4 separate regions of the Homo sapiens genome follow, and regions 1, 2 and 4 are each linked to region 3. A link is a contact called in ENCODE Hi-C or POLR2A ChIA-PET data. All regions are on one chromosome and are shown on one strand. The core of a region is the stretch at or near the end of the contact, and the rest is flanking DNA. Distances in the headings are between cores, read along the strand shown. Region 1 holds the start of HSH2D (hematopoietic SH2 domain containing). Region 2 overlaps EPS15L1 (epidermal growth factor receptor pathway substrate 15 like 1). Region 3 holds the start of MED26 (mediator complex subunit 26). Region 4 has its middle 17 kb from the start of KLF2.

The links. A loop is a pair of places that touch in the nucleus more often than their neighbours do. ChIA-PET counts read pairs that join two places held with the same protein, here RNA polymerase II (POLR2A). Pooled maps may share reads with other maps.
Region 1: a loop to region 3 is called in a map with no recorded cell type, with 7 times the contacts of the local background. The contact joins the promoter of HSH2D here to the promoter of MED26 in region 3. A Hi-C loop is called at or near these places in 2 of 37 single-sample maps with no recorded cell type and 2 of 50 pooled maps. POLR2A ChIA-PET finds 5 or more read pairs at or near these places in 1 of 52 experiments (GM10248).
Region 2: a pooled map shows a loop between it and region 3 (15-fold over the local background). The contact joins the enhancer-like site here to the promoter of MED26 in region 3. A Hi-C loop is called at or near these places in 1 of 37 single-sample maps with no recorded cell type and 6 of 50 pooled maps. POLR2A ChIA-PET finds 5 or more read pairs at or near these places in 1 of 52 experiments (activated CD4-positive, alpha-beta T cell).
Region 4: a pooled map shows a loop between it and region 3 (4-fold over the local background). The contact joins the enhancer-like site here to the promoter of MED26 in region 3. A Hi-C loop is called at or near these places in 6 of 50 pooled maps. POLR2A ChIA-PET finds 5 or more read pairs at or near these places in 2 of 52 experiments (CD8-positive, alpha-beta memory T cell and activated naive CD4-positive, alpha-beta T cell).

Annotation. Positions count from the first base shown.
Region 1 is chr19:16,142,067-16,144,934 of GRCh38, forward strand. It overlaps HSH2D (hematopoietic SH2 domain containing), which reads left to right and starts at 1,619. Exons shown (of 6, transcript NM_001382417.1): 1 at 1,619-1,708. RefSeq lists enhancers at 912-961, 1,060-1,754, 1,242-1,401, 1,482-1,741, 1,882-1,961 and 1 more.
Region 2 is chr19:16,365,031-16,368,054 of GRCh38, forward strand. The region is part of intron 22 of EPS15L1 (epidermal growth factor receptor pathway substrate 15 like 1); the gene reads right to left. Among named protein-coding and RNA genes, the nearest start is that of KLF2, 42 kb to the left of the region's middle. RefSeq lists enhancers at 1,311-1,380, 1,531-1,760. Within about 2 kb of position 1,706, at least 14 of the 41 ENCODE cell types and tissues checked have a DNase peak (open chromatin) inside an H3K27ac peak, as active enhancers do.
Region 3 is chr19:16,626,878-16,629,609 of GRCh38, forward strand. MED26 (mediator complex subunit 26) reads right to left here and starts at 1,327. Exons shown (of 3, transcript NM_004831.5): 1 at 995-1,327. The coding sequence starts at 1,066. LOC105372296 (a long non-coding RNA gene) reads left to right here and starts at 1,555. Exons shown (of 2, transcript XR_936361.3): 1 at 1,555-2,371; 2 at 2,482-2,732. RefSeq lists silencers at 1,191-1,250, 1,351-1,610, 1,861-1,940 and enhancers at 1,455-2,386, 2,491-2,540.
Region 4 is chr19:16,340,713-16,343,412 of GRCh38, forward strand. No RefSeq gene overlaps it. Among named protein-coding and RNA genes, the nearest start is that of KLF2, 17 kb to the left of the region's middle. RefSeq lists an enhancer at 1,869-2,098. Within about 2 kb of position 1,430, at least 21 of the 41 ENCODE cell types and tissues checked have a DNase peak (open chromatin) inside an H3K27ac peak, as active enhancers do.

The DNA.
Region 1 (2,868 bases), core at 369-2,868, 480 kb before region 3:
CAGAGTGAAACTCTGTCTCTAAAATAGGTTAGTCAATTAATAAAAATATTTTAAAATATTTTATAATGGAGGAAGTCCTGGTGTGGACCTATGCGTGCCATGAGACCCCAGCCTGTCCAGGCTCAATTCAGTTTCAAGGCCTTTGTGCCTGCTCTTCCCTCCCCCAGCCTGGGCAATATAGCAAGACCCCATCTCTACAAAAAAATATACTCTTTCTGCACTACGCACTCCCCAAATCAAGATGATTCCTTCTCACCCTCAAATGCCCCTTCCTTCACGTCAGTTAGGTCACCTCTGTGGGTTTGTGCAACTGCTGTTCCCACTTCCTGTTTCCCCTTTGGATTTTTTTGTTTGTTTGGGGTTTTTTGTTTTTTTGTTTTGTTTTGTTTGGTTTTCGTTGGTTTTGTTTTGTTTGAGACGGAGTTACACTCTCGCTGCCCAGGCTGGAGTGCAGTGGTGAGATCTCAGCAAACCGCAACCTCCACCTCCCGGGTTCAAGCGATTCTCCTGCCTCAGCCTCCCAAATAGCTGGGATTACAGGCATGTGTCACCACGCCGGGCTAATTTTGCAGTTTTAGTAGAGACGGGATTTCTCCATGTTGGTCAGGCTGGTCGCGAACTCCTGACCTCAAATGATCTGCCCACCTTGGCCTCCCAAAGTGCTGGGATTACAGGCATGAGCCACCGCACCCAGCTGGTGTTTTTTTGTTTGTTTGTTTTGCGGGGGACAGAATTTCCCTCTGTCATCCAGGCTAAAGTGCAGTGGCGTGATCTCGGCTCACTGCAGCCTCTGCGTCCCTGGTCCAAGCGATTCTCTTGCATCAGCCTCCTGAGTAGCTGGGATTACAGGCACCCGCCACCACGCCTAATTTTTGTATTTTTAGTAGAGACAGGGTTTTACCATGTTGGCCAGCCTGGTCTCAAACTCCTGGCCTCAAATGATCCACCCGCCTCGGCCTCCCAAAGTGCTGGGATTACAGGCGTGAGCCACCGCGCCCAGTTTCTGTTCCCCCTTTGTTGCTTTTGTTTTTGTTTTGAGAAGGAGTCTCACTCCGTTGCCCAGGCTGGAGTGCAATGGTGCGATCTCTGCTCACTGCAACCTCCGCCTCCCGGGTTCAAGCAATTCTTGTGCCTCAGCCTCCTGAGTAGCTGGGATTACAGGCGTGCGCCGCCACACCCGGCTGATTTTCGTATTTTAATAGAGACGGGGTTTTGCCATGTTTGCCAGGCTGGTCTCAAACTCCTGACCTCAAGTGATCCGCCTGCCTCAGCCTGTCAAAGTGCTGGGATTGCAGGTGTGAGCCACCGCACCCGTTCCCCGTTCTCCCTTTGTAATGATGTCTCACTCCTCTTCACTGCTTGATAGATTATAGATGCCAGGAGTCAGGGGGCCTGCACCTGTCTCCGTGTCACCCCTGTGTCCTCCAAACAGCAGGCACACAGTAGGTGCTCAATAACAACTTGCTGGGGGCAAGACAGGAGCAAGCTGTCTCTGCACCTGTGGCACCAGATGCTTTGTTGGACTGCAGACAGGGTGACTTGAGCTGTCCTTGTTCCGCCCCCAGGGCTCACCTGCTTGAGGAAACAGGAACTGCCTCGGGGCAGCCAGCCCCGCCCCATTGACGTGCAGACCTTGAATCGAAACCCAGGCTCCTGCAGGCACTGGCACAGCTACAGCGAGGGCCTCGGCCATCCAAGGGTCTCCCAGGTATGTGACCCAAGAGCCTCAGCCCTCGAGGAGACAGAACGTGGGGGCTGGGCTAGGCCAGAAGGAGGGACAGGGCTAGTGGGGCCTGGGGTGGCAGGAGGGATTTTCTAGGGGCATGGGGGAGAGCTTCGTGGAGGAGGGGGTATTTGTGGTGACCACAAATGGAAAATGGAGCTGGAGTTAGGGAAAAGGGGGTCTTGGCAAGACAACAGCATGAGCAAAGGTATGGAGAGGCAAGAGAGAGAGAGCAAGGATGTCTTTAGGTCTAGAATGTGGGTAGCGGGGAAGTAGAGGAGGCTCCCAGGCCAGGGTCAGGAGCTTGAATTTGAGCATGCGGTCTTTCATCACTAGATAGCTGTTCACCAGCAAAGACCCTTGCACCCTCCTCTGTGCCAGGCCAGCACCAGGACACAGAAAAAAACAACAACACAGGAACCTAGCCCTAAGCCCTGATCCCTAGGAGGCCCTCAGGCTGGTGGAGACAGAGCAAGATAAAGACACTCTAGCTCCATGGAGTCATGGCTGGACCAGAGAGAGGAACAGGGGGGAACGTTGGGGACAGAGAGGGGTGCCAGGGTGTTGTCTGGGGGGAGATGCAGGAAAGCTGCCTGGAGGAGGGGACATTTTTACTGGGTTTTGAAGGATAAATAGGAGCTCTTCCAAGTAAAAAAAAAGAATAAGCCTGTAAACATTACCCCATGATAGGTCACAACTGGATTCATGAATATTGTATATATATCTCTATATATACACAGTGCTAGCTAAACTTTCCTAGGTAAATATCATTATTCCCAAATTAAAGACAGAAATACAGGGACAGAGAGCCATTAAGTGACTTATCTGAGGTCACACAGCGGCTAAGTGGGCGAGCTAGGGTTTGAACCCAGGCCATCTGGGTCGAATTCTAGGCTCTTTTTTTTTTTTTTTTTTTTTTTTGAGACGGAGTCTTGCTCTGTCGCCCAGGCTGGAGTGCAGTGGCTCGATCTCAGCTCACTGCAAGCTCTGCCTCCCGAGTTCACGCCATTCTCCTGCCTCAGCCTCCCAAGTAGCTGAGACTACAGGCGCCCGCCACCACACCCAGCTAATTTTTCGTATTTTTAGTAGAGACGGGGTTTCACCATGTTAGCCAGGATGGTCTCAATCTCCTGACCTCGTGATCT
Region 2 (3,024 bases), core at 456-2,955, 260 kb before region 3:
TTCTTTCCTGGCTATGCCTTGTCCCTCTGCCTGGAAGGCACTCCCAACTGGAATGCCATCACAGGCAGTGGCCTTCTCAGGGAAGAAATGGCAGCCCCTTCCCCATCATGCCTGTGTTCAGCTCTGCAGCCAAGCCCTGGGGCTGGGAGTGGCCCTGGAAGACGGTGTGGGGCATGGCGGCCACCCCCCTCAGCCTGTTTCTTAATCCAAACAAAGGGCTGTGTCCCCCCAACAATTGTTCATACGTTCAAGTCCTAACCCCTGTGCCTTAGAATATAACCATACTTGAAGATAGCATATTTAAAGGGGTAACTGAGTTAAAACGAAGTCAAAGGATCAATGACTGTCTTCACTGAAAGAACTTAGGACACAGATCTACACACAGAACAGCAATGTGAAGATGCACCAGGCCAAGGAGAGGTCTCAGAAGAAACCAACCCCACTGGCGCCTTGATCTTGGACTTTGAGCCTCTAGAACTGCGGGACAATCCATGTCTGCTGTTTAGGCTGAGATAGAGCAAGTGTGAGCAGGGAGCCACCAAAGCCACCGGCAGGGGCACCCTGGGGGACAGTGTGACAGTGTCCTGCACCCCAGCCTGTGGGTTTGCAGGGGATAGGGACAGTGACCTCAGCCAGTCCCTCGAGCCCCTGCCTGCTTCTGCCCAGCTTCTCCCTCCACGGGAAAGCCCCCCCTCCCCCAGGGTCCCTCACCACTCTGCTTCCCGTGGCACTGGCCTCTGGCACGGCTGAGGGTCAGCTCTGTGAAAAGCGGGCCCAGCATACCACAAATGCCAGCCAATACTGCCCCATGTCCCTGGTGCCCTCCAGCCCAGGGCTCGGCACACAGTGGGCTTCAGGAGGTCCTGGTGAACCAGGTGCCACCTGTTACAGATTCCACGGGTCTCCAGGGACCTGGGGCCCTTTGGAGCAACACCCTGGGGAGCGAGAAGGGAATAAAGGCATCTGCCCTTCCTGGTTTGCAGGAAACAGCAATGTTACTGTGCATGCTTGGGTATTTGATTTTTCCTCGAATACCTATGTGATATGGATCAAATAGCAAGATTCTAGCAGAGGAAACAGTTAAGTGTTTCCAGGGGAGAAGCTCAAAGTCCCAGGACACGGTGTAGCCCCCTGGGACGGGCAGCAAGTCCAGGGTGGACACTGCTTGATTTCTCGAAGCCGTTCCTGCAGGGAGTGATCACCTGAGGCAGATTTGCAAGAATGTGGAGGGAGGTGTAAAGGGAGGACGCCCCAGCCAGGCCCCCAAGAGCGACTGCCACGGTACAGAAGGTTCAAATAAATCAGTCATTTTTGAGCTGCTTTTCTTCTTCTTTTCAATGAAGATCTTCCTCCCTTGGTTTGGGGGGTTTAAAAAAAAGAAATTGGTTTTTGGGAGGAGCGGTTAAGAATTCTGCCTGCTACCATTTCAAGCTGAGGTTTCTGATGCGCAAAGAGATGTTCAGAGAGATGAAAAGCTTCGTTCACACCAAGAACTGCCTGTGCCTGGTTTTGCTCTGTTGCCGAAACCGTTGTTATTTAGAAATCATGACTATGGTAATATGAAACCAGGGCACATCAACTGCTGGCCTCTTGTTTTCAGAAGGAACATCAACAACAACAACGGTTTTTTTCTCAGTTGTTAGTGTTTGTGCTTTGGTAAGAGAGGAGATTTTGGACCTGACACGTGTGAGGTCAGCCGAGTGCCCGGTCCAGCTCTCGACCTTGCTAATGACCAGACGCTTTGAGCAAAGAAAGCCCCCGGCATCACTGTAGGGCCACGGCCCTCAGCCCAAACTTCCCACTTTTGCTCAGCGATTTATTTTTAGCGGCTGTATTTTTCAAACCTTCTAGGTCTAGTTCCTGCTTTTATGTAACCACTTCTGCTAACTCCTTAATCGTTTTTTCCGATTTTGTGAGGTATAGCTTATCTCAAACGTGACAAAGTAACTTTAATCTGCCTCCAGGCCCTGAAGCAAAAGCTGCCACGCGCACCCACGCCAGGGTTTTATACTTTTTTATGGCTCCAGAAAACATGAGTAAGGAGAGAGCTTTACTGACGCGCATTTCAGAAAAGGGGATGGAAATCATGAAAACAAAACCCAAAAAAGTGGGTATAGAAACATCTGGGAATGATGGCATCAAACCAGGTGCCAGGCATCATCCTGGCACCTGGTTCGATGCCATCAATCCTAGATATTTGCAGCGGGAACTACCGGGGACCACAGCAGACGGCAGTGAATAAAGACAAATGAAATTAAAGACCCTCTTGGGTGTGCTGACTGCCTACCGCAGGGAGACTTCATTAACAGGGGGCAAGGGATACAAGACTGAAGAAAACACAAAATAGAACTTATTTTCAAACCACAGCAGTTTCAACAGTTACCCAAGCGGTGTACCGAAACCACACACAGGACTGACTTTAGCAAAAACAATATGAACCAAATGGTTTACCACAGTATGTGCTGTTAAAAAAAAAAAAAAAAAAAAAAAAAAAAACTTGGTGGCCGGCTCCACCCTGATAGAAATTTCTTTAATTCTCCTATTTCTCAAGCTTCTTCTCGAGGCTGCGCACGCCCCTAGCACCCGGGATCGGGGCTGTGATGGGGCTGGCTCTGCTGCACTAGCGTTCTTGGTCAGCAAAGTTTTTCAAGGTTCTGACTTTTCTATCTTGCTTTGCAGGAAGCCCTCCGCTTAAAAGCATCCTCAAGAGCTGGGTGCAAAGCAAAAAAAAAAAAAAAAAAACCCAAAAAACAACAAACAAACAAAAAATTGAATAGAAATATACAATTGCAAACCATAAAAACGGTGAATGCTATAAAAACCTTGGAAAGGAAACTCTCTTGGTTTAAATTTTTTGCTTAGGAGGAGCATAAAAGGTTCAGGTGAGGTATGGTCTCAATCAATCCGATTAATAAAAATATTAGTAATAAACATGAGAGTGAGAGAGAGAGAGAGTGTGTGTGTGTGTGTGTGTGTTTGATCCTGGCTAGGTTCTGTTTATACAGTTCAGTTCAGTGCTGTACT
Region 3 (2,732 bases), core at 77-2,576:
AAACTCTTGGAGAAAATATGAGAATAGATCAGTCTTCCCCCCCACCCCCCCACCCCCGCAACAACACACACACACACACGGAAGGGGAGGGGGCGGTCCCTCCGCAAACAGTAGCCTCAGCAAAGGGGCACCCGAGGAAGCGACACTCTGGAGTTAACCCCGACAGTCTGGGTCAAAAACCACCAGGCTGAGACCCCCAGGTGAGGGAAAGAGCCTACTGAAACAGAGCTCTTGGGTAAACGGGAGAGAAAAGTCCTCTTTAATTCACTACCTAAAAAATGGAGCTCTGGCTTGGTCAGAGACGCAATGGGTACTGAGGCCCAGAAAGGCAACAGGAAGGATCCCACCCTCCCCGAGATCATCTATCGTCGGCAGCGACCCCAAGAGGGTTTTGGCAAAGGCGTGTCTAGTCACAGAAGGGAGACAGACTCTCCACGTACCCTAGGTACCCGGCCAGGGGCAAAACAGACTGGGGGTTCTCTCCGAAGCCAGGAAGGTGCTGCCAGCCGAGAGGAGGGGGAAGAAGGACTTCCCTGATCACCCAGGAGGCCAAGACATGGGAGACATAGGTTCCCCGAGTCATACCCCGGACACCAGTTGCTTCACAGCCCTTCTCCCTCCCCTTCCCGCTCCGGGAGGGCTTCCCGGGGGTCTCGGGTCCCGGAGGGAGGGCGAGGCAGAGAAGCTTCGTCCAGAGCAGTGAGGGTCGTAGAGCTGGAGCAGAAAGGGAGGAAAAACTCTAGCCTCAGCTCCCCCGTCTGCTTCCTCCGCCCAGGCCGCACGGAAGCCTCGGCCTCACGTACCGAGCGCTGCCGGGCTGCCCGACCTGCCCCCGGCCCGGGCCCGAGAAGCGAGAGGCAGGGATGGCAGCGGCCCTCGAGGGGAGGTGGGCGCCAGACGGGTCCCCCGAAGCCCGGTGGGCGAGGGGTACAGGAGAGGGGGAGGGTCCCGGGCCCATGCGGCCTCCGTCCCAGCTCGCGCGGCGGGTACTTACGTTGCTCTGGGGGTCGATGGCCTGCAGCAGCCGGTCCCTGATCTGCTGCGGAGACGCCGGAGCCGCTGTCATTGCCTGGGCGAGGCGGGGGGTTGCGGCCGGGCCAGCGGGCGGGCGGGCTGAGGCGGGGGACGGGGGTCACTCACTCGCCGGCCTCCGGGAGCCGGAGCCGCATGTTCCCCGCGGCGCCGGGGGGTTGGGGGCGCGCGGGGTGGCGGAGAGGGGAGCCGGGGCCGGGTCTCGGTCCCGGGCCGCCGCCGCCACCAAAGGAGGAGGAGGAGCCGCCGGAGCCGCCGCCGCTCGCTGCCGCCGCCTCGAGAACCAAACTCCAGTGAGCTGCCCCCGCGCGGAGTACTCTGGGTAGTCCGCGCCGCACGCAGCGTCGGCGCCACGCTGAGGAGGTTGGGAGATGGGGCGGGCGGAGACGCCAGGCCTGGGCGGGGCTGCCCGTGTGCCACGCCCCGCGCCTCCGCGCAAGCGCGCGCAGGCGCACTCGTCCGCCCGTGACGCCCCGCCCAGCCGCCCGGCCTAGGCAGCCGTTGGGAGGAGGTTGGGCGGGGCAACGGCCCCCGTCCAGGTCACGGGGCGGGGCTTTCTGACGGAAGCGCGCGCGCAAAGAGTCCTTGAACCCGGACGCTCGCAGCGGCTACCTCGGGGCGGGGAGGGCGGCGGGAAAATCCTTCCTCTGGGAGAGCCTTCCCGGCGCGTGACTGGGGGACGGGAGTCGCAGGCTGAGCAGCTGCCGAGTTTTTTGTGAGGGCGAGGGAACCAGACGTCCACGTTGTGATTCTGCGCGCAGAAGGGTCATCGGAGTCCGGGGGTGTCGCCGCGGCCCCCCCGCCCCTCAGAGGGTGTGGGAATGGGTGTGGTGGCAGGGCGGGGGTCTGCACCGCCACGCGCGACCCCGATCGCGAAAACGTGAGGCGGCAAAGCGCCTCTGGCAGAAGCCGCCCGCCGTAGCTGGGAAAGCCGGAGGTTGCAAATCTGCGTCTACGCGGCGGCTTCTCCACCTCGGCACCACTGGCATTTGGGCGGGATCGCTCTGTCTTCGGGGCGGGTCCCCCGATCTGTCGGAAGTTGAGCGGCATCTCTGGCCTCCGAAGCGCCCCCTCCCCCAATCTGCAGTCATTGCCGCCGTCCCTTGTGGGGGCACAGTCCCCCCGCCCCCCCACCGGCAGAGAACCCCGTGATTGAAAGACCCTTCTACCCGCCTCTGCCTTGAGATTCTGTAAAACTGAGATGCTCATTCTCTTAACCAAACACGTCACAGAGGAGGAAACGGAGGCCCAAGGTCACCTAGACTTCGGGGTTAAGCCCAGAACCGCAGATGTCAAGTTTAAGGGCGCCCCTCCTCCCTCCACCCTGTTTATTGCCTTGGTAATTGCTCCCCTCTCTCTGGGAGCTCTGTTGGAAATGCTCTTGTGAGACGGGATGGAAAGGCAAGCTCGGCGGCCTCGGGAGAAATCTTTTTTTTCCCACTGTTACAGGAAGACCTAGATTTAAAACAGGAGGAAGACAGCTGATGAGAACCACATGTGTGCCTTGGAGCTGCCCGACACCTGTTAGTCTTGTATTTGTTGTGCTTCTGGGAAATATTTTCATTTGCAAAAACGGCTGCTTCTGCACGTGGCTATGGTTGCGTGCTTCTGCACATGTGAAAAGTTTTACATCACACTTGGAGGAGAAAAGAAACACGGGCAAAACACTTGTCATTTACTGCTCCCAACCTCGCCCCTCC
Region 4 (2,700 bases), core at 180-2,679, 290 kb before region 3:
ACAATTGGGATGTTCATCAAAGCACTATTCATAACAGCCAAAAAGTAGAAACAACCCAAGTGTCCATTAGAGAATGAATAAGAAAACTGTGATCCATACATACAATGGAATATTATTCAGCCATGAAAAGGAATGAAGCACTGATCCATGCTACAATGTGGATGAGCCCCCAAAACATTCTGAGTGAGAGAAGCCAGACGCGAAAGCCCACATAGTGTGAGATTCCACTGATACAAAATGCCCAGAACAGGCAAATCCAGAGAGACAGGAAGCAGATGAGTGGCTGCCAGGGGCTGGGGGAGGGGAATGGGGAGTGGCTGCTGATGGGGACAGGGTCTCCTCTTGGGGGATGCAAATGTTCTGGAATTAGACAGAGGTGATGGTTGCACAACATTGTGAATGCACGAAATGCCACTACCGTGTACACTTCATGGTTAGTTTTATGTTATGTGAATTTCAGCTCAATTTTAAGGTGTAAAAAAAGCAATTGAGAATAAGTTGCTTCTGTTGTAAAACGTTACTTTTTTTTTCAGACGGAGTCTTGCTCTGTCGCCCACGCTGGAGTGCAGTGGTGCAATCTCGGCTAACTGCAACCTCCGCCTCCCAGGTTCAGGTGATTCTCCTGCCTCGGCCTCCCCAGCAGCTGGAATTACCGGCGCCCGCCACCACTCCCAGCTAATTTTTGTATTTTTAGTAGAGACGGGTTTCACTGTGTTGGCCAGAAGGGTCTCAAATGCCTGACCTCAAGTGATCCACCCACCTTGGCCTCTTAAAATGCTGGGATTACAGGCATGAGCCACCATGCGCAGCCACATTACTATTTTTAATACAGTTATTTTGTCAATATAACATAAAGTTTGGACCGAGTATCCACTGATGAATGAATGGATAAACAAAATGTGGTCTATCCATCTATCCAGACAATGGAATAGTATTCAGTTTTTAAAAAGAAAGAGATTATAGGGCCGGGCGCGGTGGCTCACGCTTGTAATCCCAACACTTTGGGAGGCCGAGGCGGGCGGATCATGAGGTCAGGAGTTCGAAACTAGCCTGGCCAACATGGTGAAACCCAGTCTATACTAAAAATACAAAAATTAGCTGGGCGTGGCGGTGCGTGCCTGTAATCCCAGCTACTCGGGAGGCTGAGGCAGGAGAATTGTTTGAACCCAGGAGGCGGAGGTTGCAGTGAGCCGAGATCACGCCATTACACTCCAGCCTGGGCAGCAGTGCAAGACTACAATTCAAAAAAAAAAGAAAAGAAAAGAAAAGAAAAAGAGAAAGATTCTGACACATACATGCTCCAACAGGAACTATCCTAAGTGAAATACGCCAGACACAAAAAGAGAAATACTGTATGAGTCCATGCATCAGATTCATAGAGACAGGAAGTAGAATGGTGGGTGCGAGGGGCTGGGGGAGGAGGAAATGGGGAATGAGTATTTAGTGGGGGCAGAGTTTCAGTTTTACAAGCTGACAAGAGCTCTGCTGCGTAACATGAATGGACTGGGGTGAGCCGTGAGGGCTGGAGGGCCCTCAGACAAGAGAAAGGATGACAGTTCCAAGGCTTCAAACAGATGCTCTGAGAGAACCAGTCCTCAGAAAGGCTGAGAATCCCTGGAATTTTTCCTGGGCTGGAAGGGATCTGCTCTATGGCTTAAAGGTCTTGGCCAAGGGCCTGAAGAACCACCCATCTTCCAGGGCCCAGGCACTCCGACTCCTCAAATTTAAATACAGGCGCTTTCTACGCATGAGTGCCAAACCATTTCCAGTAAGTCTCATTGTCAGCTATAAAAATAACCACTGTTGAAGCAGAGACAAGCTCGTGATGCAGCCAGGCAGTGCCACAGAGAGGCAATGGCATCTGTCCCTGTCAAATGGAAAGTCCCCTGGCCAAGCCTCTGAATTCAAGTGAACATCTTGGTCTTGGATGTGACCATCTGAATGGTGGTCGAGAAAGTGCTTGGTCCATAGAAGGCACCCAGGACACTCGAGCCCCCTTCTCTCCCATGACCTTCGTACAATGGCACGGAATGGAGACGCAGGGCTGGGACTTCCCCTCCACCACACCGGTTTCCTTTACAATGAGATTCCATTCCTATAATGAGGAATAATGTAGTAGCTTAGTTAATACAGACAGAACTGCCCCTCAGTCGGTTCTTGGGTAGTGGAGCTAGAATATACAGGCCCTGCTCTAAAAGCTCAAAGCAATCCCTGGACAGTAACCATAGCTTTAATAATACTCATCTGGGCCGGGTGCGGTGGCTGAAGCCTGGAATCCCAGCACTTTGGGAGGCCGAAGCGGGCAAATCACAAGGTCAGGAGTTCGAGACCAGCCTGGCCAACATAGTGAAAGCCCATCTCTACTAAAAATACAAAAAAATTAGCTGGGCTTAGTGGCGGGCACCTGTAATCCCAGCTGCTCGGGAGGCTGAGGCAGGAGAATTGCTTGAACCCGGGAGGCGGAGGTTACATGAGCTGAGATCGTGCCACTGCACTACAGCCCAGGTGACACAGTGAGACTCCATCTAAAATAATAAGAATAATACCCATCTGAATGAATAATAACAAAAACCAGTACCACTGGCTAGGAGGCGGAAGTGGGGTTATGGGGAATTGCTCAATGGGTACAGAGTGTCAATTTCACAAAATGAGAAAGTTCTAGAGATCTGTTGCAGAATGGTGTGAATATATTTAACACTG